2 separate regions of the Homo sapiens genome follow, and region 1 is linked to region 2. The links are chromatin contacts, found by POLR2A ChIA-PET in ENCODE. All regions are on one chromosome and are shown on one strand. The core of a region is the stretch at or near the end of the contact, and the rest is flanking DNA. Distances in the headings are between cores, read along the strand shown.

Evidence for each region. ChIA-PET counts read pairs that join two places held with the same protein, here RNA polymerase II (POLR2A).
Region 1: POLR2A ChIA-PET joins it to region 2 with 15 read pairs in activated T-cell. The contact joins the promoter of EIF3I here to the enhancer-like site in region 2. POLR2A ChIA-PET finds 5 or more read pairs at or near these places in 4 of 52 experiments (IMR-90, activated CD8-positive, alpha-beta memory T cell, activated T-cell and 1 more).

The regions. Positions count from the first base shown.
Region 1 is chr1:32,221,157-32,224,715 of GRCh38, reverse strand. EIF3I (eukaryotic translation initiation factor 3 subunit I) reads right to left here and starts at 2,309. Exons shown (of 11, transcript NM_003757.4): 1 at 2,272-2,309; 2 at 2,086-2,178; 3 at 595-682; 4 at 241-306. The coding sequence starts at 2,274. TMEM234 (transmembrane protein 234) reads left to right here and starts at 2,363. Exons shown (of 5, transcript NM_019118.5): 1 at 2,363-2,409; 2 at 2,698-2,849; 3 at 3,519-3,559. The coding sequence starts at 2,394. RefSeq lists enhancers at 1,981-2,614, 1,891-3,090.
Region 2 is chr1:31,962,738-31,966,019 of GRCh38, reverse strand. No RefSeq gene overlaps it. Among named protein-coding and RNA genes, the nearest start is that of PTP4A2, 26 kb to the right of the region's middle. Within about 2 kb of position 1,784, at least 2 of the 41 ENCODE cell types and tissues checked have a DNase peak (open chromatin) inside an H3K27ac peak, as active enhancers do.

The DNA of each region.
Region 1 (3,559 bases), core at 1,060-3,559, 260 kb before region 2:
CTGGGTGACAGTGAGACTCTGTCTCCAAAATAAGAAAAAGAAAAAAAAAAAAAAAAAGAAAACTTAATCTATGCTTCCTCTACCATGGCGTGTATTTTCTCATCTATCTTTCTTGTCTCTTATTCCCTAGACTGGAAACTATCTATGGATTTCATCTCTATTTTCCTAGGACCTGTTTACTCAAACAGGTACACTGTAGGTCCTCAATATTTGCTAAAAAGGTGAATGAACCCAGCTTACCTGTTTCACAGTCCCAGAGACGACAGCTGTTGTCAGCTGAGCCAGTGAGGACATGCTTGGTGTCCCCTGAAGAGTTGTTAAGAAATATGACGAAGTTCACCCGAGCCCTTGTCCTCTTGGGATGCCAAGTGAATCATCTCCCTGTTCAGCCCCAAAGAGCCTTTCTACCCCTCTTACCTCCTTATCCAGAACTGGAATTTGTCCTGAATGTTTCCTCAGTCAGTGAAGAGACCAGGGAGTAGGAGGTATCGTTCTCTAGGCCCTCAACAGCACCCCCAACTCCCAACTCCCAACTCAGCCTCTCCATCGCTGACAGACCCTAGCAACACGGACTCAGACCCAAAATAAGGATACAGTCAGCGTCCACACACCACACAGCTCCGGTATGGCCCATGTAGGTGCCCAGCCTCTCACCATTCACAGAGTACCATACATTGACGATCTGGAAAAGTCAAACCACAGGATAGTACACATCCCAGTAAGAGCAATGGCTTCCTATTTTGCCCCAGGAACCCTCAGCAGCCTGTAGCAAGGCTGATTCTGCCCTCTTCTGTTTATTTCTTGGGAAACAGCAGGGAGCTGGTAAAAAGACCAACTCCTGGATTCTCCTCCCTTCCTGAAGGGAAGCAACAGAGGAGTCAGGCGGCTTGTAAAGGCATCCTCATTTGTTAGCTCCAGCTCTCCTGGGACTCCCAACGGCTCCAAAGAATAAAAGGCCAAGTTGAGCTCCAGTCCAGAAAAACAGTATCTCTGATGTCTTATCCAAGTGGGAGCAGCTGGTAGTAAGGAAGTCTGGGTTCTGGTGCCTGCTCTGCCACTGTCTCACTATATGATCTCAAATACAGTGCTTCTCTCCTCTGAACTTCAGTTTTCTCATCTTGAAAATGGCCAGGCCGGGTGTGGTGACTCATGCCTGTAATCCTAGCACTTTGGGAGGCCGAGGCAGGCGGATCACCTGAGGTCAGGAGTTCAAGACAAGCCTGTCCAACATGGTGAAACCCCATCTCTACTAAAGATACAAAAAATTAGCTGGGCATGGTGGCACGAGCCTGTAGTCCCAGCTACTAGGGAGGTTGAGGCAGGAGAATCGCTTGAACCTGGGAGGCAGAGGTTGCAGTGAGTCGAGATCGCGCCACTGCACTCCAGCCTAGGCGACAGAGCGAGACTCCGTCTCAAGAAAAAATAAAATAAAATGGCCAGGTGCCTCAAAAGGCAGTATCATGAGGGATTGTTTGGCATTGAGTAGCAGGATGGGATTGACTTAAAATGAGACTAGAGACACCCTCATTAAGTTCCCTGTGTCTGAATAACACAGCCTGCACCTATCCTGGTAGAAAGATTAGATTATCCCTAAAGGTCGCATCCCGTTCTCTGGGCAAGCTGACCCTCATCTTTATCCCCTTTCCACAGTGGTCTCTTGCTTTTCTTGGAGTGCAGTGGCACGATCTCAGCTCACCGCGCTCAAGCGATCCTCTCGTTTCAGACTCCGAAGTAGCTGAGACCACAGGCGCGAGGCCACCATGTCAGGCTAATTTTTTTGTGTGTAGAGATGGGTCTTACTACGTTGCTCAGGCTGGTCTCCAACTCCTGGGCTCAAGCGACCCTCCCACCTCGGCCTCTCAAAGTGCTGGGATTACAGGCGTGAGCCACCGCACTCGGCCAATAGAGTTCTTCCCCACCTTTCCCGGTAGAATACTTTCGCCAACCTACCCCCGGCATGGCCTCTCCCTACTTCTCACAATGGGCTGCTCTTTGGTTCCCCGCTAACGGCAAAACTGGCGTGTCCACCCATCGTCCTGGCAGAAGGATCCCGCCCCTCCCGGACCCCCTCCAGCCAACACTCACAGGGTCCTTGGCCACAGTAAAGAGGAGGTCTCCTTCGCGGTTATACTTAATCTGCGTAATGGACCGCTCATGGCCCTGCAGTAGGATCGGCTTCTGTGGGGACAAGACAGTAACGTCAGTGCTCGGAATTGGGCCCCAGCCTCAGCCCAGGACCCCCACTGCAATACCCCTAACTCTGAAACTCACCATCCCGGCTGTGACGCGAGGAAGGCCGCAACGTGAGTAAGACCGGAAAAGGTTTCGAGGTCACTTCCGGATTATGGGTCTCCGCCCCTTCGTTCCCGGAAGTAGAAGACAGCGGCGTTGCCATGGCGGCGTCTCTGGGTAGGTAGCCGGCCCCGCCCTTCCATGGATTTCCCGACCCTCGCCTCGAATTCATTTCCTGCTCCACATCCACCCTCTAACCCCGACCCCTGCTACAACCCCAGAGGCCGGACTCCTGGATTCATCTCCCTAGCTTCCCTGGGCCTGCCTTAGCCGCCAGTCGCAGCCGAGGCGAAGAGAGCGAAGGAGGGAAGTGGGGGCGGCTAGCTGGGGCTAGAAGGCCAGGAGAGGGCGGGGTGGGCGGCCGTTTGGGGTGGGGGTCAGGGTGACTCACTCGTCTGCATTCAGGGCAGGTGTTGGCTCTGGTGCTGGTGGCCGCTCTGTGGGGTGGCACGCAGCCGCTGCTGAAGCGGGCCTCCGCCGGCCTGCAGCGGGTTCATGAGCCGACCTGGGCCCAGCAGTTGCTACAGGAGATGAAGACCCTCTTCTTGAATACTGAGGTGCGTCTCTGTGAAAGGCCCCTCTCTCGGTGGAGTTGCCGCCAAGAATTTGGTCTTTGGAGTCAAACAGGTCTGGGTCAGCCCCACCACTTACTCACTAGAAATTCTCGGAAAAGTCAGTTGTCCTTGAGCCTCAGTTTCATCATCTGTAAATGGCGATTATAATAATAACCATCTGATAGGTCAGTTGCAGGAATTAGGTGAGATACGTAGAGCACTTAGCATTAGGCCTAGAACATAGTAAGTGCTCAATCTATGGCTGCCATTATTCACATTTTATTGTGATTCCTTCAGTTACATAAGGCAACATTTGTGAGCCTTTCCAGAGGGAGGGCTTGGGGCTCAAATTGGCCCTGCAGGGGAGGAGTTCAGAGGAGGAAGGCTGGAGCTGGAGGACTTGGGGAAGGCTTCCTGGAGGGGCTGACATTGGCTTCAAGGCCTTGCAGGATGGGAACTAGCAGAGGTGAGGGAGAGGGTAGTTTGAGCAAAGGCACAGACTTCAGTCTGTTTCCCTCTTTGCCCTGGAAGGATCCTCCTTAGAGGGATTAGTGTTCTCTGGGTCCTTATAACCCTGCCTCCCTCCAAGGAAAGACATTCGCTAGGAGCTCAAAGAAGGCAGTGCTGCTCAGTCAGGCCATCACACTGACTGCAGGTTTCTCCTCTTTCCAGTACCTGATGCCCTTTCTCCTCAACCAGTGTGGATCCCTTCT
Region 2 (3,282 bases), core at 535-3,034:
ATTCTCCTGCCTTGGCCTCCCAAGTAGCTGGGACTACAGGCGCCCACTACCACGCCCAGCTAAGTTTTGTATTTTTAGTAGAGACGGGGTTTCGCCATGTTCGCCAGGCTGGTCTCGATCTCTTGAGCTCAAGTGATCTGCCTGCTTTGGCCTCCCAAAGTGCTGGGATTACAGGTGTGAGCCACTGTGCCCAGCCTCATTTTTTTTTTTTTTAGAGTCTTACTCTGTCACCCAAGCTGGAGTGCAGTGGCGTGATCAGAGCTCACTGCAGTGTCAACCTCCTAGCCTCAAGCGATCCTCCCACCTTAGCCTCCTGAGTAGCTGGGACTACCGGTGCACACCACCGCACCTCAGCTAATTTTTTGTATTTTTTTGTATAGAAGAACTTTCGCCACGTTGCCCAGGATGGTCTCAAACTCCTCAGTGCAAGCAGTCCACGCACCTTGGGCTCCCAAAATGATGGAATTTCAGCCGTGAGCCACTGTGCCTGACCCTTTTTTTTTTTTTTTTAAGGCTAGTTAAGTCAAGTGAAGCTGTGGGAGTGGAAAAGGAATAAAGAAATATTTTAAACAGTTGCATACTATTCCATTTTAGTAAATGACTGTCCTACTGAAGGATGTTTAGATTCTGTCTCTGTTTTTTTTTTTTTTGAAACAGAGTTTCTCTCATCTAGGGTAGAGTGCAGTGGTGCAGTCTCAGCTCACTGCAACCTCTGCCTCCCAGGTTCAAGCGATTCTCTCGCCTCAACCTCCCGAGTAGCTGGGATTACAGGTGCCTGCCACCACACCCAGCTAATTTTTTTGCTTTTTTGTTGTATTTTTTCGGGGTTTTTTTTGGGGCGGAGTCTTACTCTGTCACCCAGGCTGGAGTGCAGTGGCGCGATCTCGGCACACTGCAACCTCTGCCTCCCGGGTTCAAGCAATTCTCCTGCTTCAGCCTCCCGAGTAGTTGGGATTGCAGGCATGTACCACCATGCCCAGCTAATTTTTGTATTTTTAGTAGAGACGGGGTCTCACCATGTTGGCCAGGCTACTCTCCAACTACTGACCTCAAATGATCCACCTGCCTCGGCCTCCCAAAGTGCTGGGATTACAGGCGTGAGCCACCATGCCTGGCCATTTTTTTGTATTTTTAGTAGAAACAGGGTTTTACCCTGTTGGCCAGGCTGTTCTCAAACTCCCAACCTCAGGTGATGCACCTGCCTCGGCTTCCCAAAATGCTGGGATTACAGGCGCCCAGCCTAAATTCTCTTTTGCTGTAGCAAACATCCTTGTGTTAATTTCTTTGGACATGCCAAATTGCCTTGGGAAATACTTTGAAAAGTAAAAAGAACCATACAAGGGCAAGGGCTTTTATGATTAGGATGATTGTTGTTGTTTTCCTGCAACTTTGCCTTCTCTGCAGTCTGAAACCCCAAGTTCTGACCATGAGTGCTCTCTCTAGTGGACAGGCGTGCTCTCCATCACTTGCTCTAGCTGTCAGAAAAGAGTGTCTCCTGAAAGTCTCTGGCTTGGAATAGACAGCATTGTTCAGATAGGTTTGCAGTCTTTAGGCTTAGGCTGCTAAACCCTGATTATGGCCCGTTTTGGGATGGGGTGCTGGGCTACTGATGCTGGTGTGCAGCACATTAACTGCAGGGATAGCCAGAGGTCACACTTCTGGGGATGACCTTGACTTTCAGAGTAGACTGGGTGAGCGGTATTTTGCTAGATCAAGCTCTGACCTGTTCTGACCACAAGAGGACAGTAGTGAGCTGCCTAGCGCTTCTGCCAGGCTCATGGAAGGCCCTTCCTATACAGGGAGTGTCTGTCTGGAGTAGCTCCCTGCAGGACTGGGCAGCCAGGTAAATTCTCCTCTTCCTGAAGAATGAAGGTATGTGCTGGTCGTGGTGGCTCATGCCTGTAATCCCAGCACTTTGGGAGGCCGAGGTGGGCGGATCACCTGGAGTTGGGAGTTCCAGACCACCCCGACAAACATGGAGAAACCCCGTCTCTACTAAAAATACAAAATTAGTTGGGTGTGGTGCCTGTAATCCCAGCTGCTTAGGAGGCTGAGATGGGAGAATCGCTTGAACCCAGGAGGCTGAGGTTGCGGTGAGCCGGAGATCGCGCCATTGCACTCCAACCTGGGCAACAAGAGTGAAACTCAGTCTCAAAAAAAACAAAAACAAAAACAAAAGAAGAAGAAGGAAGGTATGGTAGAGGAAATCTGGTCGAATGTGATTTGAGGACAATATAGGAGAAAGTAAAATCAAGGTGGACTCCTCATGAAAATAGCTTCATTTTTTTTCCTCATAAATATAATGTATGCAGATTATAAAAACTTCAAATAATACATAAAAGTACAAAGAAGAAGCCAGGCGGGGTGGCTCATGCCTGTAATCCCAGCACTTTGGGGGGCTGAGGCGGGAGGATCACGAGGTCAGGAGATCGAGACCATCCTGGCCGACATGGTGAAACCCTCTCTACTAAAAATACAAAAATTAGCCGGGAGTGGTGCTATGCACCTGCAGTCCCAGCTTCTCAGGAGGCTGAGGCAGGAGAATCACTTGAATCTGGGAGTCGGATGTTGCAGTGAGCCAACATCACACCATTGCACTCCAGCCTGGGCGACAGAGCAAGACTCCGTCTCAAAAAAGAAAAAAATAAATACTAAGAAGAAGAGAAAGATCTCCTGAAGTGTCATGGCCTGAAATAACCGCTGTTCAAATTTTTGGCAATACTTTTGTTTTTTCGAGTTTTTTGTGGCAATTTTTTTTTGAGCGGTAGCAAGGTTTATTGTGAAGAGTGAAAGGACAAAGCTTCCACAGCGTGGAAGGGGATCCAAGCAGGTTGCCCTTTTTTTGGCAATATTTTTGAAACCTGCATTTTGTACTCGGAAAATGTTGTGGATATCTATCTTTGTAAATACCTTTAATGTTAGAGGCCTCAGGACTTGTACTTGCATAAATGCTTCTTAAGTTTTTCCACCCAGTAACCCCAGAGGCAGAAAAGATGAATGCTGTGCCAGACAGGTAATGCATGAGACTGTGTGTAGGGTCTGAAATGTACGAGAGCAACAGAACCTTCTTTGAAATACTGGGCTTTCACCTTAAACATTCAGACAAATTCTGCAGTATACCCCATAACATTTTGAATTCTGTTCATTAGTTGTTTTCATTTAAAAATAATTCTGTCCTTTCTCCTCCAAATCTGTATAACTGTCTATTGTATGAAGGTATCATCATTAATAAGCAAACAGTGTTGGACACTTAAGTCACTTCCAGTTTTTCTCTAATGTAAA